3 separate regions of the Mus musculus genome follow, and regions 2 and 3 are each linked to region 1. The links are chromatin contacts, found by Hi-C or POLR2A ChIA-PET in ENCODE. All regions are on one chromosome and are shown on one strand. The core of a region is the stretch at or near the end of the contact, and the rest is flanking DNA. Distances in the headings are between cores, read along the strand shown. Region 1 holds the start of Ube2c (ubiquitin-conjugating enzyme E2C). Region 2 holds the start of Zswim1 (zinc finger SWIM-type containing 1). Region 3 holds the start of Zswim3 (zinc finger SWIM-type containing 3).

Region 1 (2,871 bases), core at 121-2,620:
AGCTCAGAGGTCTCGCCTTTGTTGAGATTAAAGGCGTTGAGCACCATCAGATCCTGTTTTTGTTTCTTTAAGGTACATTCTCATATAGCCCAACCTAACTTAGAGATGACCTTCAACTCCTGCCTGTTACCACCTTCCAAGAAATTATAGGCATGCACCCCCTGAACCCACGTTTACTAATCGGGAGTCTGCTGTCTCACCTGCCTAGGTTGTTTAAGTTCTTTTTTTTTTTTTTTTTTTTTTTAAGATTTATTTATTGGGCTGGTGAGATGGCTCAGTGGGTAAGAGCACCCGACTGCTCTTCCGAAGGTCAGGAGTTCAAATCCCAGCAACCACATGGTGGTTCACAACCATCCGATCACGAGATCTGACTACCTCTTCTGGAGTGTCTGAAGATAGCGACAGTGTACTTACATATAATAAATAAATAAATAAAATCTTAAAAAAAAAAAAAAAGATTTATTTATTATATGTAAGTACGCTGTCTTCAGACACTCCAGAAGAGGGAGTCAGATCGCGTTAAGGATAGTTGTGAGCTACCATGTGGTTGCTGGGATTTGAACTCAGGATCTTTGGAAGAGCAATCAGTGCTCTTAACCGCTGAGCCATCTCTCCAGGCCCCCCCCCCTTTTTTTTTTTTTTTTTTTTTTGGTTTTTGGTTTTCGAGACAGGGTTTCTCTGTATAGCCCTGGCTGTCCTGGAACTCACTTTGTAGACCAGGCTGGCCTCGAACTCAGAAATCCGCCTGCCTCTGCCTCCCAGTGCTGGGATTAAAGGCGTGCGCCACCACGCCCGGCTTAAGTTCTTGGGAACCCAAAGTAACTAACATTTTAATAGGGTGAGGAGAAAAATGCTTCCTATTCCAGAAGATGTGCCCCCTGCTGGGCGTGTCCCTGGACGGACCAGCGAATTTGGACGGAAGTCCAACCACCGCCCGGTGTGTGAGCACTCGTTCGTGAAATCTCAACACTTGGCAGTGAAAGCAGGAGGGATCAAGAAGTCAAATTCATACCTGGCTGCACAGCCAAATCACAGGCCAGCGACAGGAGTCGGGGTTCCAAAGAGACCCGGCGGGGGAGGGGCGGCGAATACACGTGGACCGGTCCTTGGACCCTTTAATGGTCGGCGTCGTCCAAAGGCCACCAATCCGCCACCGATTCGTTAGTTAATGGCAGCTTTCTTCACCAATTGGCTAGCTGAGGCACGCCCCGCCGTCCAATCGTGGCGCGTTACTGGGGAGGACCTAGCAGTTGCGCAGGGGCAGAGCATTCCGGGGCGTCCCATTGGCTGGATCAAACCTAAGCGAGCCTTTGATTGGCTAGCGCAGCGGGAGGGTTGCAATTCAAACGCGGGCGGCGGCCCGCAGCCCCGCAGTTGCCCTTTCCTCTCCACACTCCTGTCTCGGTGCCAGTACCTCTGGGATGGCCTCACAAAACCGCGACCCAGCTGCTGCCAGCGTTGCCGCGGTTCGAAAAGGAGCCGAGCCCTGCGGGGGCGCCGCCCGAGGCCCTGTGGGCAAGCGGTGAGTGGTGCGGAGGTCACCCCGGGGCTTTGGGACAAATGAGGGGGTACCAGGAACGCAGGAAATGGAAGGCTGATGGCGCTGCCAGGCAGCTCTCATAGGTTGCCCTGCGAGCGCTGGGGTTAACATGGGGTCGAAGGCTCACCTGGGTCCTCTAATTGAGTGCCAGAGCTGAACCTGCCTTTGAAGAAGGGGTAAGGCCTCCACGACAGGATAGTCGTGTGGGAAGTGATATATTTCCTCGACAGTATCCATTGCCCCGAGTAACCCCGACTTCTCCTTGCAGGCTACAGCAGGAACTGATGATCCTCATGGTAAGTGTGTTCTAAGATCAATTGACCTACCTTCCCATCCCCCACCCCGTTATCCGTAACTTCCTTTACTACTTCAGGCCACCTGCTAGTATGGGTGCAATGTACTCACTTATGGAAGCCCTTTGAACGCCCACCGTCACGAGCTCCGCAGCTGTCGGGCTTATCTGGGCTCATCGATGCTTACCTTTTCAGGCCCCAGCTCTAACCTTGCCCAGCCCCACCCTTCTTGGAATTGCTGGTCCCATCACCTTCGAATTCTCTCCTCTGGTCGTCCTTTGCTACATTACCCCTAAATAGCAATCTGCATGTTTTAGTGACACTTAAATTCCTGGTGAAAACCAGATTTTGGAGGGAAACTTTGGAAGCACGGGAGGTGCCTCCTGTTGCCTCCTAGCCTGGCGATCAGCCTGAGAGTTGGCTCTAACTGCTTTATTCAGAGGCAGAGTATGCTGCGGGCAGTGCAGGCTCTCACCCAGTGATTGACCCGGTCAATCAACAGGTTCAGTCAACAGGGTCTGCAAGAGAGAGAGTGGAGATGGAGGGGCAAGAGATGCAAAGAATGGGGACAAGACAGTTTCAAGTCTCATTTATTGGAAGGCAACTATAGGTGTATAAGCACAGGCTGGGGAGTGCAGCTGGAGACACTTAGCCAGTCCAGGATGTGTTTGGGAAAAACAGGATGATATTAGAGTGTGTTCAGCTGTGGTGAGCTTCTTGCAAAAGCAGCATTGTCTCTCGTCAGGGTGGAAAAGTACCAACCTGTAAGTAAATAGCCTGAGATGGCTGCAGAGATGATAGCCGCTTTCTGCTAAGAGTGGGCTCCCAACAAGTGACCCCTTTGGCTGTGCCTGAAAGTGTACACTGGAACCCAGCAGTTGAGTGTTGTTTCCTTCCTCAGACATCTGGTGACAAAGGAATCTCCGCCTTCCCTGAGTCAGACAACCTGTTCAAGTGGGTGGGGACCATCCACGGAGCAGCCGGCACCGTAAGTGGGCAGCACTTTGCCTGGGCACAGGCTCTGAGCCCTGTGGCCAT
Region 2 (2,871 bases), core at 143-2,642, 53 kb after region 1:
GCTCTGTTGCATACCAGCCAGCAGCCAGTAGGGGAAGCCATGGTGTGCTGCCGGTGGCAGAAGAAATACCAGCACCTCCTTGACCCCAATGGGGAGCTGCAAGACCGTGGAATCATCCCAAACACAGATCAGCCTGAAAAGCAAGGTCAGAACCACATGATTCGGGACCTAAGCAGGGAGCTGGCAAACCTGCTGATGCAGACCGAGGGGCCAGAGCTGGAGGAGCGCTGCTCCACCCTGCGCAAGATTGTGGACATCTGGGCAGACCCCTATCAGCTGCCTGAGTCCAGTCAGCAGCCAGTTGACTTCAGAGACGTGGGCTGCCTCCCTTTCCTCTGGGGAAAGCTAGAGGAAGCAGACAGCCCCCCTCTTGCTGAAGCCATGGTTCATGATTGAAGTGTTTGTACTAGTGAACCCATCTCAGAACCACCTTGGGACAGTTCAAAGTGGTGGGTCAGACTGTAGGTCAGTATTTTTATCAGTGTCTTCCTAGGTAAGGGCTAAGAAGATCTTAAAACTCGGGGGAGAGGGACTCCACTGTGACAATCCTTTGACCCTGCCTCATTTCAGCCCTACCTTTGGCGTTCTGTAGACACCTTGTTCATTGTTCAAAGCCAAAGTTATTCCATATGAAAGGGCATGCTCCTTTCTTCCCAGCCTACACAGACGAACCCTTGCCCAGGTTAGGATAAACACAATGGGCCCGGAAAGGAGCTTTGTGTCCAGAGACAGAGGGGGAGGAGGGTAGCCCTTGATTGTCAACTGTTGCTGCTCTTTAGAAAATACCTGTTACGTATTTTTATTCACACTAATAAAGTCGGTTTTTGTTTTGTTTCACGTTTGTGTTTTTTGAGACGGGGCCTCATGTAGCCCAGACTAGCGGCCTCAAAACGTTGTCATTTTAAAGGAACCATGAATGTTGTCTAATGGGGTACTTGACATTCAGAGGGTTAGTAATGCACCCCCATACTCTGCCCTCTTCCTACCAACCTATCCTACAACACAGATGGTAGCTTGTCTTGTTCATTCTGTCCTGTCAGGGACCAGGAGGAAAGACCGACCTAAATCCTAGATTTTACTGCAAGCCACTTGCTGGGACGCTGTGGGCAAATTCCTAATTTAAACTTTTTAATTTTATTTTCGAGAGAAGCCTAGCCTGGAACTTGATGTAGACCAGGCTGGCTTCTGCTTCCCCAGTGCTAGGATTAAATACGTGTGACACCACACCCAGCTGTTTAAGACTTGGTCCTACTAGGTTGCCTGAGTTAGCTTCAAATTCTTGATCCTATCTCAGACCCTGAATAACCGGAATTACAAGCCTCAGTTTCTCCACAAGGCAAAGAATGCAGGATTACATTTGCACCTTTTTCCACCATTCTGTATCTACGGAGCTTGACAGCTCGATAGCCGACAAACTAAATGTTGTCCGTATAAAACACTGCTCTTTTTTATTTTTATTTTGGCCTTTAAAAGGTGCCGCCTTTCCAGCCCCCTAGACCGAAGGGAGGCTTCGCCCTCGGGCGGCCTGTTCCGGGCTTGAACATCCTTCCACAAGCTCTCATTGGTGATTTCTGGCCGAGCCTCTGTAACCCTGGCAACAGCCCCGTCCAGGAGCTGCCAGTCCAGGATTGGTCCGTAACTCCCAAGTTCCACAGCGAGCTCCTTTGGTCTGAGTCATTGTGAAGCTGGCGTGGTGATTGGCGAGGCTGGACGTCAGTCAGTCGGAGGCGGGCCCAGTGGGAGGAATGGCTGCCGCGTCTGCCGGTGCGCGAATGGTCTCGGCCGTGGAGGCGTGAAGCCGGGTCTCAGCGACTAGTGCATTCAGCTTCCACCAGTGGAAGGTGGATTTCGGCTCCGCTGGGCTTGAACACGAACCTCAGCCTTCCGCGTCCCCCACCGGTGTTCAGGTGAGGTCAGAGGCCGCCTTCCCTTCCTGATCCATAATTTGGGACTCTATAGGATGCCATCAGGATCTGGAGCCAAAGCTCGGCTTCCAGCTGTTGTAATGATGGACAGATAGCCTATGCTTTCTACCTCAGTCTTTCATGTGTCTTTGAACCTGAGTCTTTCATCGGCGAAATGGGGACAGTGAATGGAGCCAAATGGGAAACATTTGCATAAAGCATTACATCCAATCAGGATATGTGTAGGCGCAGGAGAGGTTACACACATGCTAGCCCCCTTAAAGTGAAAGGAATTGCCGGCCAGTGGTGGCGCATGCCTCTAATCCCAGCACTTGGGAGGCAGAGGCAGGCAGATTTTAGAGTTCGAGGTCCACAGAGTGAGTTCCTGGACAGCCAGGGCTATACAGAGAAACCGTCTCGAAAAAAGCCAAAAGAAAAAAATAAATAAAGTGAAAGGAATCAAGTTTCAGAGAAGGCAATTGGCTTGCTCAATATTTCACAGCAAATTTTGAGCAGTTTTTTTTTCCTGGTATATACCAGGACCAAAGAAAAAGTTGGTAAGAATTATAAGAATTTGTGAACAGAAAGGCCATGCAAATATTTAGAATGATTTTTAAAAAAGAATTAAATGTTGACACATGCCTTATTTGCAGCACTTGGAAGCTGAGGTGAGAGGATTGCTGTGGACAAGTCAGAGCTACACAGCAGAATCCTTCTGTAGAAAAAGAAGGTCCACATGCCATATGGGTTTTTTTGTTTTGTTTTTTGAGACAGAGGGGTACTCTGTGTAACAGCCCTGGCTCGCCTAGAACTCACAGAGATCAGCCTGCTTCTGCCTCCCAAGTGCTAGGATTGGCCATGTGTTTTCAATCCTCTATACTGCCAGTGAGCTATTATGATCTCCTATTGTCTAGAATGACCTTGAACTGACCCTGCTGCCTCCACCTCCCAGGTGCTGGGATTACAG
Region 3 (2,871 bases), core at 259-2,758, 35 kb after region 1:
TCAAGACTTCCCATATAACTCCCTTAAAAAAAAAAAAAAAAAAAAAAAAAAAAAAACAGTCTGAGGTTGTGAAACTGAATGCAGATTAATCTAGCCGAAATCAGAGGCGCTGCCGGCTACCTGCAGATTAATCTAGGTGAAAGGGCTTGCCCAGTGCTGGAGCCTGAACCCTGAGTCCTAGCACTCAACCCTGAGATTGTCAGTTTTTTCTTTACAGAACAATTTGAAAAGCGCTCCTGGCCCAAGACAGTAATTACCTAGCTGGAAGAACGATAGCTTCTGATAAAGTCGTAAGGGCTGCATGGGTCAGAACTGTCACTGAACAGGCATGGTGGTACACACCTTTGAGCCCAGGATTTGGGAGGCAGAGATACACTGGCCTCTGTGAGCTCAAGGCCAGCCAGGTCTACACAGAGTTCCAGGTTAGCCAGGGAGGGCTATACAGAAAGCCTGTCTCAAAACAAAACAAGACAACCAGCTAGACCTGGTGGTGAACTCCTGCCAGCGCTTAAGAGACAAATGAAGGTGGATCCCTGTGGGTTCCAAGCCAACTTGCTGTGTATATATATATACTCTCTCTCTCATTCTCTCCCTCTCCATTCATATATATATAGTGAATTCCAGGTCATCCAGGACTATATTTAGTGACATCTTGTCTCTAAACAAAACAAAAAAATTGTTACAAACCCACTTCAGTGAAAGATAAGTAATGACTTACCAGACATTAAGGGATGGCTTGAACAAACGAACACACACGCACACTCAGTCTACCAGATTAAGCTGCCTTGTGGGGTAGCGGAGTCTCTGTCCCCTCTCTCCCTCTCTCCCTCTCTCCCTCTCTCCCTCTCTCTCTCTCTCTCTCTCTCACACACACACACACACACACACACACCTTCCCCCCCCACCCCCCAGATCGCCTCCTGAAGAGGAAGCAAGGATGGATGCCAGGGACATGCCTTCTAACTGCAGCAGAGCTTGCATCCAACTCTTAACCCCAGAACTGAGGTTCACAGGGAGATGGCAGTAATCGCGACTCTATACTGAAAGAGGGGTGCGAGCCTAGTTCAGAGGCGCTACCGGCTACCTGTAGAGATCTTCATCTAGCGGCTCGAGGTTGAGCACGCTCGTGACCAGCACACTACGGAGGTCCCCGGAAAGGTCGCCGCGGTCGGCGTCGCCATGAGCATCTCCCAGACCCTCTGGCGCTGACATTTTCACTGCTGGCTGCGGTTGAGAGAAACGCGGAAACTTATATAGGCTCCCAGCGCTTCCGGAAGGTCGCTCCAGGGGCCGGAAATCCCAAGGGCTCCGGGGAGCGAGACGCAGATTGTGATTGGTCGATGTGCTTGTCAATTTCAGAGTGGGCGCGGCTAGCTCTATCTTAAGATTGGAGGATATTTGTGTCAGTTTTGGACATCCGCGTGTGATTGGGTGAATCAGCGAGGGGGCGGAGCCTTGGAGATGAATAATAAGGGATGAGCGTCTTTCCTCTTCTGTCACTGAGCAAAGTCGCCCCTAGGTTGCTGTTACCGGTCTCCTCCTGTTCTGGGCTCCTCCCAAGCGCCCTGTAAGCCACTCACTCGGGACCGCAGCTGGGCCCGTGCCAGCCGTTACCCAGTGACCTCTGACCCCTGCCGTGGTTCTAGGTTCTAGGAGGGCCAGTCCCCGGCCATGGAGCTAGGCAGCTGCTTTAAGACCTACGAGGACTTCAAGGAGTGTTTCAGCGCCTACAAAAAGGAGACCAGGTGCTCCTTCATTGTCAGGGACTGCATCTCCGTCCGCTTCCATAACCTCAACAACGGCACCTCTTTCCGCGAGGATATCCTGTAAGGGCGGGGCAGGAGGGTGGGGAGGAGGGCTGCCTGGAGGAGGAGGGCGTGCATGGAGGAGCCACGTTCCCCGTGCCTGCGGAAAAACGAGGGAAACCTCACCGGCGTGGCCTTTGCTACCCGCCGCGCTTGCTCCCACTCCTTCATTCACGAGCTTTCCTGGGAATTCGCAGTAACTGCATCTTGTTGTTTTTCCGTTTTATTTGTTTGTTGAGAGAATCTATCTCAAGCGCAAGGCTGGTTGAGGAGTGAATTGAAACGCCTTAGTAATAATTTCCTCCATTAGCCTCCTCTTTACAAAGCAGTAATGGTGCTCATTGGTTGGTTGGTTGGTTCTTTTCGGTGATTGATTTTGTAAATGATTCTTGAGCTCCAGATACAGCCGTTTTCAAACACCTTCCTTATCCAAGGTGGTGCTCCCTGAGTGCCTTTCTTACTCTGCAGGGCTGTGTGTCAGAATTATTGGTGGTAGCTCCCTGACTCATTTGACTTTAGGGGCTAAAAGCTGATGAAAACGCCAGGGCTTTTAGGGTTCAGGTGAAACAGCCTACTATAAATTTAGCTTTTAGTTTTTCTTTGAAAGAAAGAATAAGGGTGCAGGTTTAGAAGCCCAATGCGAAAAGGTTGAGGCCGGCGGGTCATGAGTTTGAGACAAATCAGTTTGGTTTAAAAAAAAAAATACAGGGAAAGGGGGTTGGTGGTGGAAGCCTTTAATCCCAGCACTCAGGAGGCAGAGGCAGGCAGATCTCTGTGAGTTCGACGCCAGTCTGGTCTACAGAGCAGCTTCCAGGACAGTCAGGGCTACACAGAGAAAACCTGTCTTGAAAAACCAAAGTGGGGAGTTGGGGGGCGGGAGGGAGAGACAGAGAGAAATGGGAAGCAGCCCCGCCCCTTCGTAAAAAGGAAGGTTTGTGTGCCCAGTCTTTTGCTGTGAAATCTAATCATATGAATCAATTTGAAAGTCAATTCAAGTTTTAATTACAACATATAGGCCAACTGAGTGTCAAAATATACCAAAGTTTGAGTCAGGGATTGAGCTCTT

What was found. Hi-C counts contacts between places; a loop is a spot of excess contacts on that map. ChIA-PET counts read pairs that join two places held with the same protein, here RNA polymerase II (POLR2A).
Region 2: POLR2A ChIA-PET joins it to region 1 with 44 read pairs in embryonic stem cell. The contact joins the promoter of Zswim1 here to the promoter of Ube2c in region 1. POLR2A ChIA-PET finds 5 or more read pairs at or near these places in 4 of 5 experiments (Patski and embryonic stem cell).
Region 3: POLR2A ChIA-PET joins it to region 1 with 53 read pairs in embryonic stem cell. The contact joins the promoter of Zswim3 here to the promoter of Ube2c in region 1. A Hi-C loop is called at or near these places in 1 of 37 maps with a recorded cell type or tissue (gastrocnemius). POLR2A ChIA-PET finds 5 or more read pairs at or near these places in 4 of 5 experiments (Patski and embryonic stem cell).

The regions. Positions count from the first base shown.
Region 1 is chr2:164,768,559-164,771,429 of GRCm38, forward strand. It overlaps Ube2c (ubiquitin-conjugating enzyme E2C), which reads left to right and starts at 1,371. Exons shown (of 6, transcript NM_026785.2): 1 at 1,371-1,522; 2 at 1,809-1,836; 3 at 2,735-2,821. The coding sequence starts at 1,422.
Region 2 is chr2:164,821,294-164,824,164 of GRCm38, forward strand. It overlaps Zswim1 (zinc finger SWIM-type containing 1), which reads left to right and starts at 1,393. Exons shown (of 2, transcript NM_028028.2): 1 at 1,393-1,907. It overlaps Zswim3 (zinc finger SWIM-type containing 3), which reads left to right. Exons shown (of 2, transcript NM_178375.2): 2 at 1-834. The coding sequence ends at 396.
Region 3 is chr2:164,803,606-164,806,476 of GRCm38, forward strand. It overlaps Zswim3 (zinc finger SWIM-type containing 3), which reads left to right and starts at 1,509. Exons shown (of 2, transcript NM_178375.2): 1 at 1,509-1,826. The coding sequence starts at 1,672. Acot8 (acyl-CoA thioesterase 8) reads right to left here and starts at 1,276. Exons shown (of 6, transcript NM_133240.2): 1 at 1,085-1,276. The coding sequence starts at 1,212.